3 separate regions of the Homo sapiens genome follow, and all the other regions are linked to region 1. Evidence: chromatin contacts called from ENCODE Hi-C or POLR2A ChIA-PET data. All regions are on one chromosome and are shown on one strand. The core of a region is the stretch at or near the end of the contact, and the rest is flanking DNA. Distances in the headings are between cores, read along the strand shown. Region 1 overlaps LINC02966 (long intergenic non-protein coding RNA 2966). Region 2 holds the start of PSD4 (pleckstrin and Sec7 domain containing 4). Region 3 has its middle 17 kb from the start of PSD4.

What was found. Hi-C counts contacts between places; a loop is a spot of excess contacts on that map. ChIA-PET counts read pairs that join two places held with the same protein, here RNA polymerase II (POLR2A). Pooled maps may share reads with other maps.
Region 2: a pooled map shows a loop between it and region 1 (3-fold over the local background). The contact joins the promoter of PSD4 here to the enhancer-like site in region 1. A Hi-C loop is called at or near these places in 4 of 50 pooled maps. POLR2A ChIA-PET finds 5 or more read pairs at or near these places in 4 of 52 experiments (AG04450, CD4-positive, alpha-beta T cell, PC-9 and 1 more).
Region 3: a pooled map shows a loop between it and region 1 (1.8-fold over the local background). The contact joins two enhancer-like sites. A Hi-C loop is called at or near these places in 1 of 50 pooled maps. POLR2A ChIA-PET finds 5 or more read pairs at or near these places in 2 of 52 experiments (AG04450 and activated B cell).

What each region holds. Positions count from the first base shown.
Region 1 is chr2:113,368,114-113,372,291 of GRCh38, reverse strand. All of the region lies in intron 2 of LINC02966 (long intergenic non-protein coding RNA 2966), which reads right to left. LOC107985936 (a long non-coding RNA gene) reads left to right here. Exons shown (of 2, transcript XR_001739651.2): 2 at 1,528-1,900. Among named protein-coding and RNA genes, the nearest start is that of LINC02966, 45 kb to the right of the region's middle. Within about 2 kb of position 1,631, at least 3 of the 41 ENCODE cell types and tissues checked have a DNase peak (open chromatin) inside an H3K27ac peak, as active enhancers do.
Region 2 is chr2:113,171,140-113,176,022 of GRCh38, reverse strand. PSD4 (pleckstrin and Sec7 domain containing 4) reads right to left here and starts at 2,052. Exons shown (of 17, transcript NM_012455.3): 1 at 1,969-2,052. LOC124907872 (a long non-coding RNA gene) reads left to right here and starts at 255. Exons shown (of 2, transcript XR_007087197.1): 1 at 255-753; 2 at 3,998-4,675. RefSeq lists enhancers at 1,480-1,569, 2,190-2,359, 2,410-2,479, 2,709-3,209, 3,210-3,710.
Region 3 is chr2:113,155,030-113,159,531 of GRCh38, reverse strand. No RefSeq gene overlaps it. Among named protein-coding and RNA genes, the nearest start is that of PSD4, 17 kb to the left of the region's middle. RefSeq lists a silencer at 1,941-2,470. Within about 2 kb of position 2,516, at least 18 of the 41 ENCODE cell types and tissues checked have a DNase peak (open chromatin) inside an H3K27ac peak, as active enhancers do.

The sequences.
Region 1 (4,178 bases), core at 382-2,881:
CTAGGAGACAGGCTAGGGTGGGAAGCGTTAAGACAGGGTAGGTGCCATCAGGAGCCTCCAAACCTGCCCCAGAGCCACCAGTCTGCCTCTGCGGGCCTCTCTCTGACGCCCTTCCAATCTGTGCCCTTTCTGCAGCTGTCTTCCCTCCATTGTCATAAATACAATCATGCAGCCAAGTGAGTCCAGACTCAGCCAGCTCTTTCTCATCCATACCCAGGGCTCTGCAATCTGCTTTCTTCTCCTTCTCCCTTTGTAGCCCATAATTGTGATGATCTGCCCCACACACCAAAGTCCACTGTCTCAGAACCTCACCCCAGACCCTCTGGGGGCCCTTGCCTTAACAGTCAGCTTCTCACTGACCACCCTCAGCTGAGGCTGAGGTTCCCTGACACATAGCAGTTCTCTGCTCTGGTGGTGCCCTAGAATCACTTGAAAAGATTGGACAAAACACTGAGGCCCGGCTGGGCGCGGTGGCTCACGCCTGTAATCCCAGCACTTTGGGAGGCCGAGGTGGTTGGATTACGAGGTCAGGAGATCGAGATCATCCTGGCTAACACGGTGAAACCCAGTCTCTACTGAAAATACAAAAAATTAGCCGGCTGTGGTGGCGGGAGCCTGTAGTTCCAGCTACTCGGGAGGCTGAGGCAGGAGAATGGCGTGAACCCGGGAGGTGGAGCTTGCAGTGAACTGAGATCACGCCCCTGCACTCCAGCCTGGGCGACAGAGCGAGACTCCGTCTCAAAAACAAAAACAAAAACAAACAAACAAAAAACACTGAGGCCTGGGCCTCATTTGCAGCTCTTCTGATTTAACTGCTCATGAGTAGGGCCCAGGCAACAGGATTTTGTAAAATTCCCCAGATGATTCTAAGGTGCAGTGATACAGTGTGAGTCTCTGCTCACAATTTCTGGGGAAGCTCCAAGCATGGCCCTTTGCACATGCTTGTTGCGTTTAAGGAAAAGTCCACACACAAATGCAAAGAGCTTCACGAGGCACTTCAAACTAGTGTCCCTTTTCTTCAATCCTCTCAGTGGTTTCCATGGCACCTGGAGTGGCCTAGAAGGCAGTGTCTGTGACTTGGCCCCTGTCTGCCTCTCCTTCCACATCTGGAAGCACTCTCCTATTGCAGACCATGAGGCATCCCCCCGGCCTTCATTCTGCTCCCTTATCCTGGTGACTTCCATCGCAAGCCTGACTTCTGTGCATCAGTCAGCCTGGGCTTAAACATCCCAGGCTACCCCAACTGAAACAGGTCTCCTCCCCAGTCACTCCATTGCATCATTTTGCTTCATTGTCATAGTATTTCGCACTATCTGAAATTACTTTGTTTTTTATCTGTATAAATTTTTTATTGCCCATCTTACATCCCCCTCCCCTCCAACACACACACACATATCCAGTAAAGTAAGCCTCAAGAGGACAATTCTGTCTGTTCTTTCATGTCTGTATCCCAGTACCTACTGCCTGGGAGTACACCTGGAGCTCAGCAAACATTCACTGACTAAATGGTTGCATTTTCCCCAGCAGGATGTACAGACGAAAAAAGACCAGAGGATATCAAATCTCACCACAAGGTGGGAGCATGCGTCCAGTCAATCGAGAGATCCTCTGTGCTGCGCACTGAGAGCACTCGGAGAGAAATCGTCAACGTGAGGCGCCTCTGGCTTTCCATCCTTCCATATCTGTCTAATTAACTCACATGCTAAGAAGACCAGCCATCAAGCCAGACAAGGAAGCTGGGACTTCAAATTTCCCCTACCTAGCCTCAACTATTCTCCCTTTATGATGGGCACATTAATATTCTTCCAAAATATCAGCATCATTTTGCAACTGGCTACAAAATACTTTAAAAGGAAAGATTCCACATGTTCCAGAAATAAAGTGCTTGAAATACTTTTGACGATGAGGATAAAACCCGTGTTTTAAGAGGAAGTTAGCTAAGGCTGGAGAGTTGGAACCCTCTGGCTTACTGATATTTATTGATCAATTACTGTATGCCCAAACATGTTGTGTAATAGTTGATCAGTAACTACTAAGTATAAACAAACTTTGACACTCCTTACCACAAATGGGCTTTAATAATAACAAACTAGTGAAGTTGGTTGGGCACAGTGGTTCACGCCTATAATCCCAGCACTCTGGGAGGCCGAGGAGGGTGGGTCACAAGGTGAGGAGTTCAAGACCAGCCTGGCCAGGTCTTTTGTATTTTTTGTAAAATACAAAAAATTAGCCAGGCATGGTGGTGGGCGCCTGTAATCCCAGCTACTCGGGAGGCTGAGACAGAGAATTGCCTGAACCCAGGAGGCAGAGGTTGCAGTGAGCCGAGATCATGCCACTGCGCTCCAGCCTGGGCAACAGAGCAAGACTCCATCTCAAAATAAAAATAAAAGTAAATTGGTAAAGTCCTTTTTTTATATAGATTTTTCCCATGTGTCTGGGAAGACAAAATGAACATTTGAAACATGAAGCAGTAAAGTGCTCAAATTTGGTAGTTTGAACAATTAAAAGTTAGGGTAACTGTAGTATGCTGTTGAAGTATGCTGAATGAAGTATGCTGTTGAAGTATGCTGAATAAAGAAGAGAGCAAGCAACTTGGAGAAAGAAAATCAGAGTCTTCTGCTTGGGGTCTTAGTCACTTTACCTCTGAGTACCTGATTTGGGGGTGAAGCCCCCAGAACCACATATGCTTCATTTTCATAGTATTTAACACTATCTGCTCCATGCAAGTTCATTGAACAAATGAATCCATTTGTAGAGAGGGAATGATAATAATATTAACCTCTGTGGCTAGGAGGTTTAAATGAAATAATGAAGCCAAACAGGTTTTGTAACTCATAAAATGCTACAATATATTGTATATTATGATTAAATGCTAATCATACAGCCCAACAATAGGAGAGCCTGAGGCAGGCACGGAGGAGTCATTGTCCACCAGAGACCTGTGGGAAGGCTTCTTAGAGACGGGAGAGGGGCAAAGCTCTGGAGCATACCTCTCCACCTTTCTCCATCACGAGCAGCCAATCGGCATTTAGCATACCCCACCAGGCAGCAGGAACCCCCTTGCCAGTCTTCATGGAGAACATGGGTTCTCATCTGGGAACAAGTCCATGCTCCAAAGGCCAGAAATGCTTCCCTCTTGGCCAGATTCTTTCCAAATGGCAGAGAGTGACTTTTCAGCAAATTGGATCTAATAATATTCCTGCCAGGAACCCTCCTACCCCCACCTCACACATTAACATCCTAGGAAGAAAGGCTCTGGAGCCATTCAGAATCTTATTATTGCCACTATAATTATTATAGTTATGACTATGACAATCATTATAAGGAAAATCATCCAAATGTAGTAAGGCAAAAAAAAAAAAAAAAAAAAAAAAGAAGGTGACTTCATGGCTATGAACAGAGTTAAAAGGCCAGCAGATAAAGAGAAATGTCAATCTCTCTTCTGCCAGGCCACCTCCAAGTGTGTGGGGAAGCTGGGTGTGTATTGCAGGGGTGCAGGGGAACTGCCCTATGGGAGGAAGAAGTCCTTTCCTTCTCCTTCCTGTCCAATACTTGTCTGTTCTCCTTTCCAAATGTCTCTAGCAGCCCTCATTTCCTCTCCATCCCTTCTTTGACTGCCTGAACTCAGGCCCTCATCACCTCTTGCCTGTATTATTGCAAGACCCCCCTCACCCACCTTCCAGCCTCTGGGTTCACCCAGTCTCTCTAGTGTTGCCCCAAAGGGATCTTTTTAAAATAGATGGCATCATGACACTCCTCTGTAAAACCCAGGCGAAGCTTCCCATGGAAAATATGAGAATATATGTGGAAGTCTTCTGCATGGCTTGAAAGGCTTCAGAATGGTGCTATTATCTGCATGTTTGTGTCCCTCAGAAATTCACAAGGTGAAGGTGTTAGGATGTGGGGCCTTTGGGAGATGATTAGATCATAAGGGTGGAGCCTATGGGAATGAAATTAATGTCCTCATAAAAGAGGCTGCAGAGAGGCCCCTCACCCCTTCTGCCATGTGAGGACCCTGCAATAAGGTGCTTTCTATAAGTCAGAACACGGGCCCTCACCAGATATCCAATCTGCCTTGATCTTGGACTTCCCAGCCCCCAGAACTATAAGAAATACATTTCCGTTGTTTATAAACCACCCAATCTATGGTGTTTTGTTATAGCAGCGTTATGTAGCAG
Region 2 (4,883 bases), core at 803-3,302, 200 kb after region 1:
AACTCTACAGCTGACAAGCCATGTGGCTCTGGGTGAAAAACTCCACCTGGTTCCTTTTCTGTAAAATAAGGAACCAAGACCCAATAAAGCTATACTTCACAGGTTTGTTGTAAAGTTGGAATGGGTCTGAGTGCTGGGCCTGGCCCTTGGTGGGTGCTCAGGAAATACCGTGTCCTGCTCAGTTTAATTTTGTTGTTTTGCTGTCCATTTAGAGAAGCCAAAATTAACAAAAACAAACAAATAGCCCTCCTGGTCAGGCTCAGCTCTCAGCCTCCTCAAGGAGTCAGCCCTGAACCTTCATCCGGAGGGTGCCTGTCTCTGTTTCCCTTTTTGAGCTTCCAGACTCAGCAAGCAAACGCTCCCTCCTTTTACCCTGGAAATGTTTTCCCTCCTATGGAAAAGGTATGAAGGCTTCTGGCCGGTCCAAGGACTTAGGAGGTGACCTGTCCTGTCCCTCTGCAGCCCGAGAAGCTGCCGAATTACAGATGTTGCTGCAGGCAGGAACCATGAGTGGAACTCCCTGGCCTGGAGCTGCAGGACAGAGGCCTCTGTCTGAACCTGGGGTCTGAAGCACCGTGAGAGAAATGACTCGAGAAGGCCCCACATCCTGCCCACACAGAAAGAGCCATCATGCAAATTTGCACGCACACACACACACACAGAGAGAGAGAGAGAGAGAGAAGACAGTGCTACTGAAGGCCTGTGGTGAGGCCAGCAGAGGCTCAGGAAGGGAGCAGAGGATGGCGGTCTGAGGTAGGCAGAGAGTATCCAGGGGAGAGATCACGGGGGTAGGGACAGAATGACAAAGGGGACCCAGTACAGCTGCTGCCTGGGGAGGACAAAGACCCCTAGGGGGCTGGGGCCAGGCTGGGCCTCTCCTCCCTGGGTCCTCTCACCCCACATCCCTCACCCCTTCTGTGGGTCTCTCCCCCTTCCCCAACAAAGAGCTCAGCAGCCTGTGTTCTGATCCCCATGCTAGGCGGTTCCTTGTCTGTAGGAGGAGGGGGCCACGGGATGCTCTAGAGTCCTAGGCAGCTGGGAGACAGGCCTGCTTGGGGACCACTTTTTAAAGCTGGTCCAAGGTCCAATGAACGGAGGAGTATTTATCATCAGCTAATGACAGGCCACCCTTCCCTGCATTCTAGCAGAGGAGTGACTTCAACTGTGGAATTTTAGGCCCTGGAATAAGGGGGGAATGGCAGTGTCAGGGGACTTTCCCTCCATGCAGCTACCTTCACTATAACAATAATGACTACAGTGGGCCTTAGTTTCCTACACAGGCACACTTTGAGAGTTCAGTGGTTCCTGTTGCCCATCAGGACAACAGGCCTAAGCCAGAGCTAAACCAGTAAGGAGGGTCCCCTTACCTCTCCTCGAGCTTCTCCAGGATGGTCCTGGAAGGCAAGATGAAGCTGGGAGCCCCCTGATGGCCAAGTTGACTCTGAGCTCCTGCAGCAACCACACCCAGAGCCACCCCCACCCCAAACCCAGGCCTTCCAGACTCCCTCTCTCCAGAGTCTAGGGTCGAGAATCACTTGGGACCTTTGGCCACAAAAGCCCCCACTGGGTACTCAGCCAGAGCAGTCACTGGGGACGCAGTGACACTCACAAGAGGATTAGCAAGGAGCTTCCTTCACCCTTCACTATTGCAGACCTCCAGAGGCTCTGCGGGGAGCCAGGGAAGGGAAACAACAGAGGTCCGTGGGGCCAGGGCAGGGAATCAGAGAAGGGTCAGATGAGGAGGGGTAGGCTGAGGGAGGAGGGGGACGGGACACAGAGCAGGAAGGGGGAAGGAGGGGCCTAGCCTAGCCCAGGCTCATGGCAGGTGCACACGGCACTGCCAGAGCCCTCGCCTCTCCCCTGCCCACCTGCCCCAGCCCCTGCCACAAGGACCCACATGTGACTCTCCACATTCCCTGCTCCCACAGGTTCCACCAGCCCCAACCTAGGCAGACCCACTTAGCTCACCTCCAAAGGACCCAAGAATGGATGGCTTGGCCTGGGCTCCCCAAGAGCACTTCCTGGCTCACAGTCGGCTTGCCCAGTGAATGTGGCTGTGACGGCTGGAGCTTCCGACTTCCGCTCCTCCTCACCACAACACACACCCCTCCTGCTCCCCGCCGCCTCCCCAGGGTTCCCTAGCTGCTCAACACCTCACACTTCCTGCCCACAAGATAAGAGCCTCTCTTCCTAGGCCCAGCGCCTGCAGCCCCTTTCCCCATGCCCCTGCTCCTTGGAGGCCCCCACCCTGCACACCAGCCTAGAAAGAACCTGCCATGGTGGAACTGGCCTCTCCCTGCCATGCAGGGGCCTGGGATTGAAAGGGGAAGGGGCCGAGGCCTGGTTGGTAAGCAGGCCCCACCTCCTTCCTCCCTGCGCTTCTGCCCCAGGTTCTCAGTCTTGCTCTGGCTCTTGGTCCCCTGCAGGGCACCCAGTGAGAGACAGGAGGGCCCTAAGTTGGGCAATTTCTGGTTTTAAAACAAATGACATTTCAATTTTTGTGTGACTATGTCTCATGTCACTGGTAATAATGCAAATGATACAATTGCCTTTTAGTTACAAAGTTTCTCCCAATAGTACCTCAATCCCTCCTCACACCTACTTTATGAAGCATTAATAACCCCATCATACAGATCCGGATCTGGAGGCAAGCTCAGAGATGCTAAGCCACTGCCCAGGGTTGCACAGCTGGAAAATTACAAAGCTGGGGTTAGAATACAGAGCCTGTGACTATATGAACCAAGGGACCTCCATTCCCCGTGGCTGAATTCCCAACACACGTCCTCAGGACACCGGCCGCAGTGTCCACAAGTGTAAGTGAGGCTGGTGGGGAGCGCAAACACCATGCCATTCTCCTCCCTCCACACAATCTACTTCCTCAACATCAATGACCGTCAACTTCTCTGCTGAGGCTCCACCACTCCCACCCTCCCTGAACTCTCGTCTTCATGATTCCAGCTGACCCAGAGACTCCCTCACTTGCATGTCCACACAGCAGTGGGGACCAGCCACCCTGACCCAGAGTTGAGAGGGTCGGGCTCTAGCTCACCTACAGCCGCACCCCTCCCTGCAGGGTACAGAGTCCACAGGAACATACCAACATGGAGCCCGTGCACCCTGCTTCTCCACCACACTCTGCGTGCCCCAGATCCCGAGACTCTCCACTTCTGGGGCCCAAATGGCCTCCTCCCCATGTGGGCACACAGCACCGCTGCCCTATGCAGCCTGAGACTGGGTGAAGCGCTGGCAAGAGTCCTGATAGCAGAGACGGGAGCAGGTAGAGAGAGCTCAAACCTTTGGGCAGGTCACCCACCCACATGCACGTGTGATACAGAGCAGGGTGGGGAAGAGAAAGGGAGGTGGAGCTGTGGCGTGGGCCAAAGGCTGGGGTGGGCTGTGCTGTGGCAGCAACATTCAGAGGCGGCTAAGAATCCTCCTTCAAACCTGGAGCTCCAGGCCATGATGAAAGTGGGAGGTAGGAGAATTAGGAGAATAGACACTTTTTTTTTTTTTGAGACCAAGTTTCGCTCTTGTTGCCCAGGCTGGAGTACAGTGATGCCATCTAGGCTCACCACAACCTCCACCTCCCAGGTTCAAGTGATTCTCCTGCCTCAGACTCCCAAGTAGCTGGGATTACAGGCATGCGCCACCACGCCCGACTAATTTTGTATTTTTAGTAGAGACGGGGTTTCTCCATGTTGGCGAGGCTGGTCTCGAACTCCCAACCTCAGGTGATCCGCCCGCCTCGGCCTCCCATAGTGCTAGATTACAGGCGTGAGCCACCGCACCCGGCAGGACACATTTTATATGACAGTTTGTGAGCTTTAGTCTTAACTTTCATGTATTTGGACATATCAGATGGGGTCCTCCACTCTCCACTTCCCAGGGCTGGCAAATGTTGGGGACATGCTTATCTCACCAGCACTTCAAACTCAATGTTTATAAGGCAAACCTGGTTCCTTCTCTTCTCCAAGCTCTTCTTCCTCATATATTTCAGGTTTTACAACTCTCTCTCTCCATCAAGCTGGGTAAGTCAGAAACCTGAAGTCACCAAGACCTAAATGCAAACCCTCCACTCTGGGCCCCAGCCGCTAGGGGTGTCTCCGGAACATGGCCAAGGCTCAAAGTCAGCACCTGCTCTGTGCAGGCTCTATGCTACAAGCCGCTGACCTATCAGGAATAAAACACATGACCCCTGTGGAAGCTGAAGCAACTCCATCTTGGAAGCTAACCTGCCACATTGACTTAACTGAGTGACCCCAGTTCCAAGGCAGGGCCTCTACAATTTCCAGTTTATCTATTGTTTCCTGTGTAAGAGCAGATACTTACTGTAAGTCCGTAAGTGCTACTCGTAGGTCAAACAACCTTGATGATATCACACTTCAATTGTCTTATAAATCCCATCTGAACCACTCCTACCCTATGGTATATGAGCCCTGGGTTTGGGTGCTAATGCGGGGATCCACCATCTCATCTCATTGCCGCCTGAGACACCTACATGGCTTCTGTTGGAAAGTCCCCTAGCTTTCTCAGCCTCTTTCTTCAACTTCTCAACTTCCTCAGACTTTGGGGTAGGTTTGCATAGGCCTGTCTACTGCAGAACAACTCCTGTTCTCAGGGAGCTTCCAGTCTACTGACAGAGAAAGAAAATAAACAATCGGACTTATGAATCAAACTTTATCATAAATTGTGAAGAATGCCTGGGAAGAAGCAGAGAGAAATAAGAGAGCAGCAAGGGTGAGCACACTGCCGTGGGAATTCGGGAAGGTCTCTGAAGCTGCACCATGTCCTGGTGAGGAGGGTCCAGTATGGAAGGGCATTTTCGGCTTCTAATTCCTTCCCTGAGGTGGGAAATGTCTCCACATTTCCAGGGAATAGAAAGC
Region 3 (4,502 bases), core at 1,267-3,766, 210 kb after region 1:
CAGCCTCCTTTAAGACAAGTCTCTGAGATGCCTGCTCCCCACCCCAGAGCCACACTGACCTCCTCCCTGTTCGTCCAGCATGCCCAGCATTTTCATGCCTCGCTCTGGCTTCAGGGCCTTTGCACTTGCTGTTCCCTCTGCCTGGAATGTTCTTCCCCCAGGCAGTCACATGGCTATGTCCCACATACATTCACGTCTCTGCTCAAATTTCATCTAAGCACAGCCTGTCCTGACTACTCTGTTGAACACAGCAGCCCCTATCAACTTTAACCCCTTAAGCTGCCTTGCTTTTCTTCAGATCCTTCATCTGACACGACATTAAAATTGCTATGTTGTTTATTGTCTGTTTCTCCCACAAGAAATAAGCTCTGTGAGATGCAGGATTGTCTTGTTCACTGATGTATCCTTAAAACCTGGAATAGTGCCTGGGACATACAGGCCTTCAATAAATATTTGTTGAATAAATATACAAATGAGTGAGTGAGTCAATAGACCATGTTTTCTGGGAATCTTAATCTCTGTCTTAGATTTAAGCTTCCCAATAAGAAACATACTCTTAGAGAGGGGCTACTCACCACTAGTTCATTTCTCACTGATCCTTTATAAGCAGCTTATAACTCCCTGCTGATAGGAACAGAGGGCACCTCATTCTGTGCCCCTAGATTTTGAGGACCTGAACATGAGACCATTTTCCCACCTAATTTAGAAAGTCTGTTTGCTACACTTTCTAGTTAAGGCCCAATTTCTCTTATACGTTTCACTGTCATGCCCCATATCCCTCTTTTTGGGAATTTTTCAGTTTTGTGTTTTCAGCATTTATTGCTCTCTGAAATAATGTCATTCAACAGCTTACTTGCTTATTTTCTCTTTCCAACCCATATGCAAATAAGAGCAGTAGTATTCGCAGTGCCTGCATGCCTGATTCGTAGTTGACACTCAGTAAATATCTGCTAGATGAGTGAATGAATGACTCTTCTTTATATGCTTCACATACAGGAAATATCACGTCTGGAAGAAAAGAATGAATCACTTGGCACTACACACTGTCTAAACCTGACCTTGGTGTGTTCTTTATGTAGAGAGTCTCATGGACATCCAATTAGTTGCTAATTAACATTCAATCAGCTCTGGGCCTCGGGAGGGGCCAAGCCTGAGGTTCAAGGGCAGGTGGGGCTTACTTGCCCAGTCTTCACTTTGATACTGGTCCCCTGACCTAGACATGCGGACCATGGACACAGAGGTCTGGCGAGTGCATTGACCAGAGCAGCAAGTCCATCCTGCAGCGTGGAAAAATCCAGCAAAGAACTCACTCACATTCTTAGCTCCATCATCCTACAGAAAAGATGAGCTAGACAATTCTAGAGCCAAAAAGAAATCCTAGAGGGATATGAGTTTGTCAGCTGTGCAGACACTTTTTACCTTCCCAGAAATCTCTCATACTTTCTTGCTAGACACACCTAGGAGGAGGGCCAGCACCCAAGGGGGTAGAGAAGAGCTGCCTGGTCCTCTAGCCCAGTGCAGTCCCGGGGGGGCAGCTCCCACCAAGCCGGGGCCACAGCCTGGCCTGGTCATGAGCACCAGAAACCACTGAGGCACAGGGCCATGACAGATTAGGAGCAAAGCCCTCAGTGTCGCCTGATTCTGACACCTGGATGGCTTTAAGGGCTCCTCCTGCTCGCCAGCCAGCGGGGCTTGGAGCCAGGATCCAACAGCGCGGCTGGAGTCGCCCGCGGCGAGAGAGCCCAGGCTGACTCCTTCAGTGGAGACAGCGTCCCCTTGCCGTCCCAGTCTCCGCCGCTCGGTTAGGCTGGATCCTCAGGGTCCCCTGCTCGCTCTCAACCCTCTCTCCGGCTCCAGGGACCCTAACCCTCAGCGACAGCCGCTCCGCAGGTGCTCGCCGGCGTGGCGAGAGCGCTGCACGGCACACGGTCACCGTCGAGGGCGGCGACGGCCGGGGGTGCCCCCGCCCGGCCCAGGCCTCCCCGTGGTCCCTTACCCATTTCCCGCCGGGCTCCTGCTCCGGCCTCCCGCGGGCCCGCGCGCCCCACGGCCCCGCGCCCAGGCGCCGGCTGGGGGCGGCGAGAGCTGCGGGGCCTCGGCTGCGCGCGCGGGGGGCTGGGCCAGTCCGGCTCTGCGCGCTCGCAGGAGGGACTCGGTTTCCGGGAGCGCAGGCGGGCGGGCGGCGGCGCAGGGCGGGGAGGGGCGGGCTGAGGCCGGGCCGGGGTTGGGGGTGGCGGGGGCGAAGCTGTGGGACTGGTCTGACCGCTGTGGCGCCGGGCTGGGCCGCCGGGCAGGCCGGGTACCTCCTGCGCGCCCCGCACGGCGCCGTCGTCTGGCCTGTGCGCTACCGGGCCGCAGGCTCTGCAAAGCCCTCCGGTTATTTTTCCAGTACCTGAACCGGAAACTGAGGCCCGCCCCAGATACGCGTGAGCCTTGACAGGGACTGTCTGGAGTCCCTACAAACCCCTTGTTCATTTACCATTCACTGGGCACAAGAAAAAGTTGCATTATTTGATTTCCAAATTTCACCTGTCTGTAACTGTTGGCTTACGGTGAACATTCACTAGTTGGTTTGGGGATTGGTGGCACAGAAGCAAATAGCTGTGATTTTACACTCAATCTATTTTAGCAAACATAAGCTCAGAACAGGTTGTCATTGGCGAGACGCTATTATTTTTCAATATCACCCTTGATGGCACTATCTGGTTTCTATTTCTGTAACTATGTAAGGCACCGTATAATGACATTTTGAGTTAAATGATTCCATATTTCCTGTATATTGTGAATAAAAGTTCTCCAGAAGGAATCTTCCAGTAAGCAGTTTGTAAACTGGAGAGGCACAACCTTTATTGTAAAACAAAGGTGCCCTTCCAAAGAACAAAGGGAAGGCTCGGGTTTCATAGCAAATGGTCCCACACAGGTTTCCTGTGCAAATGAAGGTTTGAAATTTGCTTAGTTCTGATTGCTTTACAAGGCCAACTTCTGATCGATCAATACATCTGAGTCCTGACTGGGTGATACAGCTGAGCCCTGATTGGCCAAGGCAGGTGAGCTCTGATTGGTTGGTTCAGGTGAGCTCTGAAAATCCCAGAAACAAGAAGGTGCTGGTTTCCAGAGAGCTCAGCATATGTGACCTTTAGTCAGCAAGTGACCACTTGGCTCTATTTTGAATTTAGACCAATACAGTCCAGTTATTTGACATGTAAAAACGGAAAAATAAAATAAAATAAAACAGATTTAGGCCGAGTTAGCCACTCAGGATCCATCTTGAAGAATTGGCTCTTGAAAGTTCACATTTATTCACAATATCTAGTGAACATTTTAGCTCCCCTAGGAATTGGCAACCTAGAGAGGTCCATTTCTTGATTTGATGCTGCTAAAATGAAGCTGACCAGGCTCTCTACAAGCAGCAACAACCATGATAACACCTAATATTTATTGAGTGCTAGGCAATAAGCTGTCCTAAAACATTTAATCCTCACGGCAACCCTATGAGTTAGGAAGCTTTACACCTCATGAGGAAACTGAGGCACAGAGAGGCTGAGTAACCTGATCAAGGACGCACGGACAGGCAATCAGGCAAGACCCAAAGACCATGCTCTAAATCAGCAGTCTGCAACCTTTTTGGCACCAGGGAGGGACTGGTTTCTGTGGAAGGCAATTCTTCCACAGATAGGGGAGGTGGGAGTGGATGGTGTTTCAGGATGATTCAAGCACCTTACATTTATTGTGTGCACTTTATTTCTGTTATTATTACATTGTAATATATAATGAAATGATTTTATAACTCACCATAATGTAGAATCAGTGGGAGCACTAAGCTTGTTTTCCTGAAACTAGACAATCCCATCTAGGGGTGATAGGAGACGGCGACACATCATCAAGCACTAGATTCTCATAAGGAATGCACAACATAGATCCTTCGCACACACAGTTCACGATAGTGTTTGCACTCCCATGAGAATCTAATGCCGCAGCTGATCTGACAGGAGGTGGAGCTCAGGTGGTAATACAAGCAATGGGGAGTGCCTGTAAATGCAGATGAAGCTTTGCTCTCAATCCCCCACCCCCAACATGGTCCTAACAGGCCATGAACAGGGGATTGGGGACCCTTGCTCTAAATCAATGTGCAACACTACTGCTTAATCTTTTTAGATGGGGATCTGATGCTAGGTTTAATAATCCTATAACTTATTAGTTCATTTCTTCACTCTACAAATATTCACTTCAGTATTCACCTACTGTATATATGCCAAGCACTGGTTAAAACAATGAACTGAAAACTCCAAGAGCTTGCAGCTAGCAGGGAATATAAGCAGTAGTGTGAGGTACACTTGTAAATTGTAAACTTGGGAGGCTGAGTGGGATGTCTTTGAGGGGGGAAATCCTGAAGGAGGGAGCCACAAAGAACAGAAGCCCAACAACTACATGCAAACTCCTTTAAACTCTTGGCAGATTCCTGAATGAACAATGCAAGGAGGAAGAATCTAGATAACCTGAAG